3 separate regions of the Homo sapiens genome follow, and all the other regions are linked to region 2. Evidence: read pairs that join two places in POLR2A ChIA-PET (ENCODE). Cell type or tissue: K562. All regions are shown on one strand. Region 1 holds the start of SNORD99 (small nucleolar RNA, C/D box 99). Region 2 overlaps PHACTR4 (phosphatase and actin regulator 4). Region 3 overlaps PHACTR4 (phosphatase and actin regulator 4).

Region 1 (4,000 bases), 160 kb after region 2:
CTGGGATTACAGGCTTGAGCCACTGCGCCTGGCTTTTTTTTTTTTTTTTTTTTTTGAGATAGAGTCTTTGCTCTGTCGCCAGGCTGGAGTGCAGTGGTGCCATCTCTGTTCACTGCAACCTCTGCCTCCCGGGTTCAGGTGATTCTCCTGCCTCAGCCTCCCGAGTAGCTGGGACTACAGGCGTGCACTGCCATACCCGGCTAATTTTTTGTATTTGAGTAGAGACAGGGTTTCACCATGTTGCCCAGGATGGTCTCAATCCCTTGACCTTGTGATCTGCCCACCTCGGCCTCCCAAAGTGCTGGGTTTACAGGCATGAGCCACAGTGCCCAGTTTTTTTTTTTTTTTGAGACAGAGTCTCACTTTGTTGCCCAGACTTGAGATCAGTGATGTGAACATGCCTCACTGCAGCCTCGACCTCCTAGGCTCAAGTGATCCTCCTGCCTCAGCCTCCCTAGTAGCTGGCACTACAGACACAGGTCACCATGCCCAGCTAATTTTTTTTTTTTTTTTGAGATGGCATCTTGCTCTGTTGCCCAGGCTGGAGTGCAATGGCGTGATCTCGGCTCACTGCAACCTCCGCCTCCCGGGTTCAAGCGATTCTCCTGCCTCAGCCTCCCGAGTAGCTGGGACTACAGGTGCCTGCCACCACGCCCAGCTAATTTTTCTATTTTTAGTGGAGACGGGGTTTCACCATGTTGGCCAGGATGGTCTCGATCTCTTGACCTTGTGATCTGCCTGCCTTGGCCTCCCAAAGTGCTGGGATTACAGGCGTGAGCCACCGCGCCCGGCCGAGACGGGGTTTTGCTCTTGTTGCCCAGGCTGGAATGCAGTGGTGCCATCTCGGCTCACCGCAACCTCCACCTCCTGGGTTCAAGCAATTCTCCTGCCTCAGCCTCCCGAGTAGTTGGGATTATAGGCATGTGCCACCATGCCCGGCTCATTTTGTATTTTTAGTAGAGATGGGATTTCTCCATGTTGGTCAGGCTGGTCTTGAACTCCCGACTTCTGGTGATCTGCCCGCCTCGACCTGCTGAAGTGCTGGGATTATGGGCATGAGCCACTGTGCAGAAAAAATTTTTAATAGTATTTTACCACCAGGGACAGGGACTCATGCCTGTAATCTCAGTACTTTGGGAGGCTAAGGCGGGAGGATCACTTTAACCTAAGAGTTCAAGGCTGCTGTGAGCTGTAAGTGTGCCACTGTACTCTAGCCTGTGTGACAGAGCAAGACCCTTTCTCTAAAGTACATACACACACACATACATACATACAGGACTTGGCCTTTCAGCTCCTATATTTGACTGAAGTTCTTCCACTATGCACTTATTGTCAGTTCTTGAGATGATGCTCTGGACTTAATAACTTTGATCAGACCTTCTAAACCCAAATTTGAAGTGAGGACCAGACCAGAAAATCTAGGATACATGATGGCTAGAGACACAGGTGTAGCTTTTAATAGATGCAGGCTAACAGCTGCCATTTTCCCATTCTCTAGATACATTATTCTATTTTCATCTTCCCCAGAACCCTGCAAGGCAGTGCTTTCACTTCCTGAAAGAAACTGGCAGGATAGGGACCTTACCATAGAACAGAGTTCTGGGAGAAGGGAACTGAACCAGGTCCCTTGCAGCTGTCCCTAGACTTCCCTGACCCCATCCTTGCTTGCTTTCCAGACCCCATGCCACAGCTGGATGTGACTGAGGCCAACAAGGAGTTCATGGAACAGAGTGAGGAGCTGTATGACGCTCTGATGGACTGTCACTGGCAGCCCCTGGACACAGTGTCTTCAGAGATCCCTGCCATGATGTAGCCAGGCCAAAGGACAAGCCAGGTTGCATGATGTGAGGGAGATGAGAGACTCCTTTTTAAAAATTGTGAAACCTTTTTGGAAATATGATTTGTAAGATTTTAATAATGACTGTTTTTGGAGATCATGAATGTTTCTACAACACTGCTGCATTCATTTGACCATTTGAGTTTGAAGACCAAGGGAACAACTTTTAAACAAGGTTCAAATTGGTTTCCTTCACAGGAATCCTTTGTCCAGGTAGTTATCCACATAGGACAGTTTGGGATTATCCAAAACTGGGATGAGCAGCTTGGGATAATTCACACACTAAAGCCTGAGTTCAAGGTTTCTCAGTTGACAGGTAGGTATGTAAATCAGGGTTCTCTGGAGTATTTGTAGGACCTGCCATATTTGAGTCCTAACTTGGTGCAAGTCTGGCAGCTAGGTAGAAAAGGCACTCTAGCAGGTGTGGTAGGAGCACGCCCCAGAAGGTAGAATGTGGTGGGGTGTGATGGAACAGGCCAGTTGGCCTAAGAATTAGTACTTGCTCTAATAATGGGTTTCATCTATTTTCATGAGTTGCAGCATCTGCATATACAAGGCCTGGATCACTTTAGGATCAATATTTTGACACGGGAGAAGGCAGCTCAGAAAGGATTAAGGAAGATAGCTCAAAGCCAAAGCAGACCCTCCGTGTGAACTTTATACTGCTCACTTCCGTGTTTCCCAAGTAAATGGGGAAACTGTCCAACCTTGTCATGTGTTGGGACTTACTGCTTGAGGCAAAGCATTCATCCTACATCATAAAAAATCTCCAAAGATCTCTTTAAGGGCTGGGCATGGTGGCTCACTTTGGGAGATGGATTGCTTGAGCTCGGGAAGAGACCAGTTCGGTCTCTACAAAAAAATACAAACACAAATATACTTTTATTAGTCTTTTTATTCTTCTTTTATTGATCACCTCTGAAGTTCAGTAGCACACTGCATAATTTTTTGCATTAGCATGCTGTTGTTTCTACCTAAAATGACCGGGGTCCTTGCCTTCTGCTTCCCATAGAGATTGTCCTGCAAAGGAAGTGTAAGCCATTGTGTTACTAATTCCCAGATTTCCCCCACCCAGACATTTTCCTAGGAGCTGGTCTCAGTCCCATATCCGCATTTCTCATCCATGGATGTCCACTCAAATTAGGTTTCATCCTGGACCAGTCATTCTAAATACAGTGTGTGCTACATGGAACCCCTTGTTTCTACCCCACTCTCAACTCTCCCTAATGCTGAGAGACGTCCCACCAAAGAATGCATCATGAGCTCCAGCCACCACTGAACATTTGTGGCTACCAGGCCTTGTGGCCCACGGTGCCCTCTGATGCCTTCAATGCATTTTAGGGTGGGTAAATCATGTTCTAACCATCTTTGCCCTCTGGTAATGAATAGCTAAGGGCACACGAGGGAGGCCAAATGTAAATGTTACTAAGATGCTAAGACTTTCTGGCCCGGCACAGTGGTTCATGCCTGTAATCCTAGCACTTTGGTAGGCCAAGGCAGGCAGATCACTTGGGGTCAGGAGTTCAAGACTGCCCTGGGCAACGTGGTGAAACCCTGTCTCTACTAAAAATACAAAAATTAGCCAGACATAGTGGTGCGTGCTTATAGTCCCAGCTACTCAGGAGGCTGAGGCAGGAGAATCACTTGAACCTGGGAGGCAATTAGCCAAGATTGTGCCACTGCACTCCAGCCTGGGTGACAGAAAGACCCTGTCTCAAAAAAAAAAAAAAAAAAAGCTGTAACTTTGACACAGACCTAAGTAACCTTATAGTTCTATTAGGTTGACTACTTAGGACAGGATCCCAGATAGTTGAGCACTACCTGCAGCTACACACCAAGTTGTGACAAAGCTTTGGGTAGTCACTAACTTACCCAACTCCATAGGTCCATAGTCACAAATGAGGACAGCTTTACATGTAACATGAATCTAAAAGAAAAAAACACCACCCTTAATTAAGAGGCAAGGAAGCTATGACAGATCCCTCCCAAATGCAGTAATAGGTCAGCTATTACTATACCAACCTCCAGAGCTTCACACGCATCCTTCCCTTAGCCTAAGATTATACTTCATTTTACAATTTCAGAGATCCAACCATCTCTGAAACCTGTCTGAAACTAGCCCACATGCCATATACCAGATTACAACATTTAGGCCAGCTTCAC
Region 2 (4,000 bases):
ATGCCCAGCTAATTTTTGTATTTTTAGTAGAGATGAGGTTTCACCATGTTGGCCAGGCTGGTCTTGAACTCCTGACCTCAGGTGATCCACCCGCCGTGGCCTCCCAAAGTGGCGGGAATTGCAGGCGTGAGCCACCATGCCCGGCTGAGATTATTTTTTATTTTTATTTTTTTGGTTTGTTTTTGTTTTTTGGGGGTTTTTTTGAGGTGGAGTCTTGCTCTGTCACCCAGGCTGGAGTACAATGGTGTGATCTCGGCTCACTGCAACCTCCGCCTCCTGGGTTCAAGCAATTCTCCTGCCTCAGCCTCCCAAGTAGCTGGGACTACAGGCACCTGCCACCACACCCAACTAATTTTTGTATTTTTAATAGAGACGGGATTTCGCCATATTGGCCAGGCTGGTCTTGAACTCCTGACCTCAGATGATCCACCTGCCTCGGCCTCCGAAAGTGTTTGGATTACAGGTGTGAGCCCGGCCTGAGATTATTTTTTTCTAAACACTTATTTAAATCTTGGAATTTGTAAATTAACATTCATTCAATCATAATATGGAGTTTATAGGAAAACAGAAATGACTCATATTTAACTACCATTCTCCTCTGTCTCCATTTTTCCTTCTAAATGTTATAATGATTTTTTTCTTAGTTGTTTACTATACATATACACACATATACATATGATAAGAATTTGGTGTACTCAGTGTCATTTGACAAAGAAAAGAATTGAGGATGTAAAATGAGTTTGTTTCTTTTGGTGGAGTGAGAATTTTGTTATAATCAAGTTAGCTAATAATTAAGTAGAAATATTGAAAAAGAGATAAAAGACTACACATTGGGTACAGTGTACACGGCTTGGATGATGGTTGCACCAGAATCTTAGAAATCACCACTAAAGAACGTATTCATGTAACCAAATACTACCCATTCCCCAAAACCTATTGAAGTAAAAAATGACATAAAAAAGGAAAAAAAGAAAACAGAAACCACCCAAAAGAAAGAAAGAAAGAACGAATGAACAAAAGAAAGAAAGAACGAATGAACAAAAGAAAGAAAGAAAGAGAAAGAAAGAAAGAATTATTTGTGGTATTCTGGAAATAAAAGTAGTGAGGGATTTTTACGAATAAAGTACCAGAAGGATAGACCTAAGGTCTCTAGGACCTTTTCTACCTGGACAGATGCTTACACATTTCATTATATAATATTTAAATATCATGTTCGTTAATATCACTATTGGTCTCGTTGAAAAAAATGTTAAATGTTGGGAAGCTGTCAAGCTCATTCTGGATGTAAATTTTCCAAAATAGGAATTTCACTTGAAAGCTTGAATTCTATCACTAGCAACAAATACTGTTAATTTTCTTTATTAGTGACAGGCTTACTTTTGAGAAAATGCCTGTCAGCTATCTAAGCTTGAATAACATAGCTTGTTGTTCAGTCTTTCAAGTAAAAATAGTATTCCATGAAGAAAACTGTCTAGTTCAGTTTGCAACTCAGTCACACAAATGCCTTTCCTGGAGATAACCATCATACTTAGTATACAAATGTGCTTTATACATATTTCTGTTTCATCATAAACAGTAATAAAAATATATGTACTAAAGGGTTGATATTTATTAAAACTAATATTTTTTATTGCTTTATCAAGGACATTCTTAAAGTTGAATTTATTTTTCACTGTAACTGTGTAGTTGTGAAGAATACAATGATTTCTGCTACAGTTTGGTGCTGTTGCCTTGATTTGTGTTAAGGTGCTAACAGTTTTGCTCACCATTGCTTTTGTACCATCAGTGCAAGTGTCAACACAGTGGAAAAGGCAAATAATTTTTTTGTATTCTTATGTATTTAGTTTTACCTCTTGGACTTCTGAAAGGATCTCAGGGATCCCCAGAGATCAGCAGATTATACTTGCTTCATTTTCCTGAGGTTCCTAGAGGCCCTTCTATGGAAGTCATGAGTAAAGTTAAGATTTAATCCTGGAGATTGTATTGGGCAGGGTTTCAGTGTGGACTAGGTCTTGGACATTTGACAGAAATATGGTCAGAGGGAGTGATTAGCTCTGTGGTTTCTCCTAAGCAGGAGTACCCTGCACCACTACCCCCGGGCCACAGGAGGTGAGCAGTGGGCCAGTGAGCATTACAGTCTGAGCTCCACCTCCTGTCAGATCAGTGATTAGGTGGAACAGTTTCATCCCAAACCACCCCAACACCCCCGTCTGTAGAAAAATTGTCTTCCATGAACCTGGTCCCTGGTGCCAAAAAGGTTGGGGACCGCTGGGTTAAAGAAACTTTTGTGGAGCGAAATGAGTCTGGAACTCATTAGGCAATCAAGTATGTTCAAAGAAGAAATCCATAAGCATTTAGTCAAGACAGGCTGAGGGCCAGGCTCACCTGGGTACTGTGTTCTTAGCTTTAAAAAGGATAAATAGCAGCAGAGATATTGGTGATGACAGCTTTCAATATATCTCTTGAGTCACATTGCTCCAGTCTGTGTACAGGTGGCCTTGCAGTCTGTAGAGGTGGTACGCAACTGTCATCCTGGGTTATCCAGTCTCCATTTTCCTGACAGCTTTGCTTCTTTCCTGTGTTAGCTCCTTTGTTTCCTAAACCCTCATGTCTTCCTCTGTCTTGGTTGCCAGTAGCTTTTTGATGTTGAACCTCCTGGAATAATTATCTAATTCATTTCTTTTTCCTTTAGATATGTTTCCTGCAAGATTTATTCAACTTTATCTTCTACTTTTATTAAATTTTTCTTTTCTACTATTAGAGTTTAATCTCCAGGAGGTCTTTTTGAAGTCTCTGCATGTTTCTTTTTATACTATCCTTTCATTCTTTCAACAGATTTTCCTTGCCCTGCATAGTCTCTTTTTTTCCTAACATTGTTTTTAAATATTGATTTGGTTTCTTTTATGTTAGAGTTTTTCTCTGATGTCTAGTAATAATTAACTGTCTGCTGATGGTTAAAAGTGAGGGACTAAATAGCCAGTTAGAAGCTTTAAATGTATAGGCAGGTTGCCTTTGGGTGAGCTTCTTGGCCTTATTGTTGATGAACATTCTCATATCAGTATCAGGGTCTAAGGGGCACAGTCTTCCCACTGTGTTTGGATGGTAAGGGGTGAAGAAAACTGACTGAAGAGACTGCTGCATTCAGCATTAATTATGCATATTTTCACTTAATTCTCTTCCATTTTTAATTTTACTTGTATTTGTATTTTATTTTACTTTATTTTTATCTTTTGAGATGGAGTCTTGCTCTGTCACCCAGGCTAGAGTGCAGTGGCGCCATCTCAGCTTACTGCAACCTCTGCCTCCTGGGTTCAAATGATTCTCCTGGCCTCAGCCTCCCGAGTAACTGGGATTACAAGCACCCATCACTGCCTGGCTAATTTTTGTAGTTTTAGGGTTTCACCATGTTGGCTAGGCTGGTCTCGAACTCCTGACCTCAGGTGATCCGCCTGCCTCGGCCTACCAAAGTGCTGAGATTACAGGCATGAGCCTCTGCAGCTGGCCTTATTTTCTTTTTCATTTTATTTTTTTATTTTTATTTTTTGGGGTCAGTCTTCCTCTGTCTCAAAAAAAAAAAAAAAAAAAAAAGCACCGCAGCCTCGACCTCCTGAGCTCAAACAATTCTCCCACCTCTGCCTCCCAAGTAGCTGGGACTATAGGCACATACCACCATGCCTGACTAATTTTTTTACTTTTTGTAAAGATGCAGTCTCCCTATGTTGCCCAGGCTGGTCTTGAACTCCTGGGCTCAAGTGATTCTCCCACCTCGGCCTCCCCAAAAGTTGAGATTACAGGCATGAGCCATTGCACCCAACCCCTTCCATTTTTTGTACCATATCCCTACCATCAGTTGCCTTTTGCGACCCCTTTCCAGAGACCATTTGCTTTACACTTTCTTGGAAAACAGATTCCAAAATTCCGCCAGAGTTAGTGTAGGACAGACATTGAAGATCATGGAGTAGGGAAAGTGATAGAGGAATCAAACAGCTTTTACCTTGCT
Region 3 (4,000 bases), 83 kb after region 2:
TTGTAGTGAGCTGAGATCATGCCATTGCACTCCAGCCTGGGTGACAAGAGCAAAACTCCATCTCAAAAAAAAAAAAAAAATAAGTAAATGTGTATTCTGATTATGGCATTTCATGTATATTATTTAATCCTTGTAATAAACATGCAAGATGTGTTAACATCCCCATTTTATCACTGAGGAAATGGAGGCTCACAATGGTTAAGTAACTTGGTTGACTTGCTAGTAAATTGCAGAACCAGGATTCGGAGAAAGAAATCAATGACTTCAAGGATGTGAGGTGCTCTCTTCCTTGTACCTTACTCTCTCAGGTTATAAATGAGGAGACTGTGCTAAGTTAGACAAGATCTTGCCCTCTCTGGTTCAGTTCTGTCTAGCACAGTTGATCTTACCAACTTAATGTATAAACAACATTTTAATTAGCTGTCTTCATGAAACAAGCCAAGAAATCCAACAAAGCCAACAAGCCAACAAATCAAGTGTTTTGATTTGGAATTACGGTTGTGATTAAGGACCCACCCATATCCAAAGAATCAGCTAGCCACAAATGGAATCAGTGAAAGTATCTTTACATGATTCTTAGAACATTTACAAAAAGAGGCAAATGAGGCTGAGTGCAGTGGTTCATGCCTGTAATCTCGACACTTTGAGTGGCTGAGGCGGGAGGATCGCTTGAGCACAGGAGTTTGACACCAGCCTGAGCAACATAGTAAGACTCCATCCCTACAAAAAAAAAAAAAATCTATTTTTTGATTTAGGCAGGGGCCTGGTGCAGTGGTACACACCTGTAATCCTAGCACTTTGGGAGGCCGAGGTGGGAGGATCACTTTGAGACCAGCCTGGGAAACACGGTGAGCCCCATCTCTACAAAAAATAAACTTAAAAAAAAAATAAGCAAGGTGCAGCCAGGCGCAGTGGCTCACACCTGTAATCCCAGCACTTTGGGAGGCTGAGGCAGGTGGATCACTTGAGGCCAGTTGGAGACCAGCCTGGTCAACATGGTGAAACCCTGTCTCTACTAAAAATACAAAAATTAGCCGGGCATGGTGGCATGCCTGTAGTCCCAGATACTTGGGAGGCTGAAGCAGGAGAATCACTTGAACCCCGGAAGCAGAGGTTGCAGTGAGCCGAGATCGCGCAACTGCGCTCCAACCTGGGCAACAGAGCAAGACTGTCTCTCAAAAAAAGAAAAAGAAGGACCAGCTTAAGCAAGACGATGGGAGAGAGGAAAACACATGGTGTTTCTGGGTAACAGAAAATGTAGCTGGATCAGAGGATGTTTGGGGCAGTGTGGTGAAAATAAACTAGAAAATGGGTTGCAGTCCCTCGCAATGCTTTGACTGTTATGCTAGGATGTTGGAACCATTGGCAGTTCATAAGCAGGAAATTCTGTGTATTTCAGAACAAGCTCTGATGCAAACAACAAAGATGATATGGAAGGATGAAGAGACTAGCAGCAAGGAAAACAGGAAGTATCTGAAATAATCTTAGTGAGCATAGTGGTAGCTCACACCAGAGATAGTGAGAATGCAAAGGTGATAGATTTGTAAGACATTTCAAGCATAGAATCAACAAGATGTGGCAATTTGTTGGATTCCAGAGATGAAATAAAGGAGTAGTCAAAATGACTCTGATATTTTTAACTTGTATTTTTTGAGGTCTTTGAAGGTGATAAGTTTAGCTGAACAGTTTAGTTTATTCAACAAATACTGAGCACCTACCACGATAGGTATAGTGCTAGGTCCTTGGGCTACAGCAGGAAATAAGATAAAGTCTCTGTCCTCAATGAGGCTTTATTCTTTTTTTTTCTTTTTTTAATAGAGATGGGGTCTCACTATGTTTCCCAGGCTGGTCTTGAATTCCTGGCCTCAAGTGATCCTCCCATCTTGGCCTCCCGAAGTGTTGGGATTACAAGTGTGAGCCACTATGCCTGGCCAAGCTTTTATTCTAAAAGAAGAAGGCAGACAATGAACAAGCTAGAAAATAAATTGCATGTGTTTAGTTTGAGGAGCCTATGACACATGGAGATACCTAGAAGACCATTAGATATGCAGCCTAGAATCCAGAAAGAAAGCAAAGTCTCAAGATACAAATGAAAGAAGATAGTGGACCTTTAGGGGGGATTTTATTTTTATTTATTTATTTTTTTTTTTTTTATTTTTTGAGACAAGGTCTCACTCTGTCACCCAGGCTGGAGTGCAGTGGCATGATCGTGGCTCACTGCAGCCTCAACCTCTCATGTTCAAGCCATCCTCCCACCTCAGCCTCCTCAGTAGCTGTGACTACAGGCACAGGCCACCACACCTGGCTAACTTTTTGATCATTTGTAGAGACAGGGTCTCCGTATGTTGCCCAGGCTGCTCTCAAACTCCTGGTCTCAAATGATCTTCTCACCTTGGCCTCCCAAAGTGTTGGGATTGATTACAGGCATGAGCCACCGTGACTGGCCAAGGAAAGTTGTTTTTTATTTAAAGGGTAGACAGAGGAAAATGAACCAGGACAGCATACTGAGAAAGATCAATTGAAGAAGAGAGAAAATTATGGAAAAGATAGTGTTACAGAAGCCAAGAGAAGAGTTCTTTTTTTTTTTTTTTTTTTTTTTTGAGACGGAGTCTCGCTGTGTCACCCAGGCTGGAGTGCAGTGGCGCGATCTCGGCTCACTGCAAACTCCACCTCCCAGGTTCACGCCATTCTCCTGCCTCAGCCTCGCGAGTAGCTGGGACTACAGGTGCGCGCCACCACGCCCAGCTAATTTTTTGTATTTTTAGTAGAGACAGGGTTTCACCGTGTTAGCCAGGATGGTCTCAATCTCCTGACCTCTTGATCCGCCCGCCTCGGCCTCCCAAAGTGCTGGGATTACAGGTGTGAACCATTGCGCCCAGCCGAGAAGAGTTTTAAGAAGGAAGCAGATGAGGAGTATCAGATGCAACAGAAAGGTCAGGTCGAATTAGAGCAGAGGAAAGGCAGTGTTAATTAGGTATAACATTTCATTACTACTGATACATTAATAGCAAAGCAATGTACATCATGTGGTAACTTGTCTCTTTTTTAATCTCTTTTAGCTACCATCGTCCATGATGCCAAAGGTTGAGAGAGGAATCAACATGGCTGCTTTGCTGCTTCCTTCTCCAAAGTGACATATGGAGGGAACTTTAGCACTTCCCAGCACAGCCAGAATTGCATCCTCTGGGATCTTCTGAGGTGGACAGCACTTTGAATGTAGCATTTCACTGGAACAGAGTCTTATGTGCTGCACCGGGGGCAAAACAACACTTTGTCAGTGCTTTTGAACCTTTCAATATTGTAGCATGCTTGAGGAGTTTTTCCCTTACTGGCCACCAAAGTTCTGAACCACTTGCAGGTTCCAGGTTTTACTGGCTGCACCACACCCCTTCCCCTAGATGACTGCCTGTGCAGAGACACAGTTTGCACCATTAGCCTTACCTGCCCTGCCCTGATTGTGAGACCCAAATGTGTAGGCTCTAAATTCCAGCCATCAAATCCAATTCCTGGTGGGGAAAACCTTCTGGAGACCCCCAACCTTCTGATAAAAGAGTCTCTACCTCCAGGGAAAGCCTTCTTACCACACTGGCATATCAGATGAAAGCATTGCACTGTACCTCTCGTAACACAGCAATACAGTCCTCTTGAGGCACTCAAGCCTGAGAGGAAGCTCAGGATCTGACATGTTCTTCCTTTTCCTCACAAGTCATCATGATTTTTTATTTTAAAATAATCTGGAAGTAATGGGAACTTAGTTTTTCCTGAACTCCAACCAGAATCCAAATTGGTTAGATGAGGCCAGGCGCGGTGGCTCACGCCTGTAATCCCAGCACTTTGGGAGGCCGAGGTGGGTGGATCACCTGAGGTCAGGAGTTCAAGACCAGCCTGGCCAACATGGTGAAACCCCATCTCTACTAAAAATACAAAAATTAGCCAGGTGTGGTGGCGCCTGGTTGAGGCATGAGAATCGCTTGAACCCAGGAGGTGGAGGTTGCAGTGA

What was found. Peaks named below come from ENCODE experiments on the same cell type or tissue, not always from the same donor. Only the 100,000 strongest peaks of a DNase experiment are listed, where the experiment ranks them.
Region 1: POLR2A ChIA-PET joins it to region 2 with 6 read pairs; 11 of 35 experiments call an interaction of 5 or more read pairs at or near these places.
Region 3: POLR2A ChIA-PET joins it to region 2 with 5 read pairs; 20 of 35 experiments call an interaction of 5 or more read pairs at or near these places.

What each region holds. Positions count from the first base shown.
Region 1 is chr1:28,575,824-28,579,823 of GRCh38, forward strand. TRNAU1AP (tRNA selenocysteine 1 associated protein 1) reads left to right here. Exons shown (of 9, transcript NM_017846.5): 9 at 1,677-2,722. The coding sequence ends at 1,813. It overlaps SNHG12 (small nucleolar RNA host gene 12), which reads right to left. Exons shown (of 6, transcript NR_146382.1): 5 at 3,710-3,764; 6 at 2,715-2,857. It overlaps SNORD99 (small nucleolar RNA, C/D box 99), which reads right to left and starts at 2,999; the gene lies at 2,920-2,999. SNORA61 (small nucleolar RNA, H/ACA box 61) reads right to left here; the gene lies at 3,941-4,000. In K562, no CTCF peak of the experiment used is centred here; DNase peaks (open chromatin) are centred at 1,718 and 2,178; H3K4me3 peaks cover 1,004 bases.
Region 2 is chr1:28,410,862-28,414,861 of GRCh38, forward strand. The region is part of intron 2 of PHACTR4 (phosphatase and actin regulator 4); the gene reads left to right. Among named protein-coding and RNA genes, the nearest start is that of PHACTR4, 43 kb to the left of the region's middle. In K562, a CTCF peak has its summit at 2,105 (motif pointing left); a DNase peak (open chromatin) is centred at 2,090.
Region 3 is chr1:28,493,475-28,497,474 of GRCh38, forward strand. It overlaps PHACTR4 (phosphatase and actin regulator 4), which reads left to right. Exons shown (of 14, transcript NM_001048183.3): 14 at 3,060-4,000. The coding sequence ends at 3,075. Among named protein-coding and RNA genes, the nearest start is that of SNHG3, 10 kb to the right of the region's middle. In K562, no CTCF peak of the experiment used is centred here; no DNase peak of the experiment used is centred here.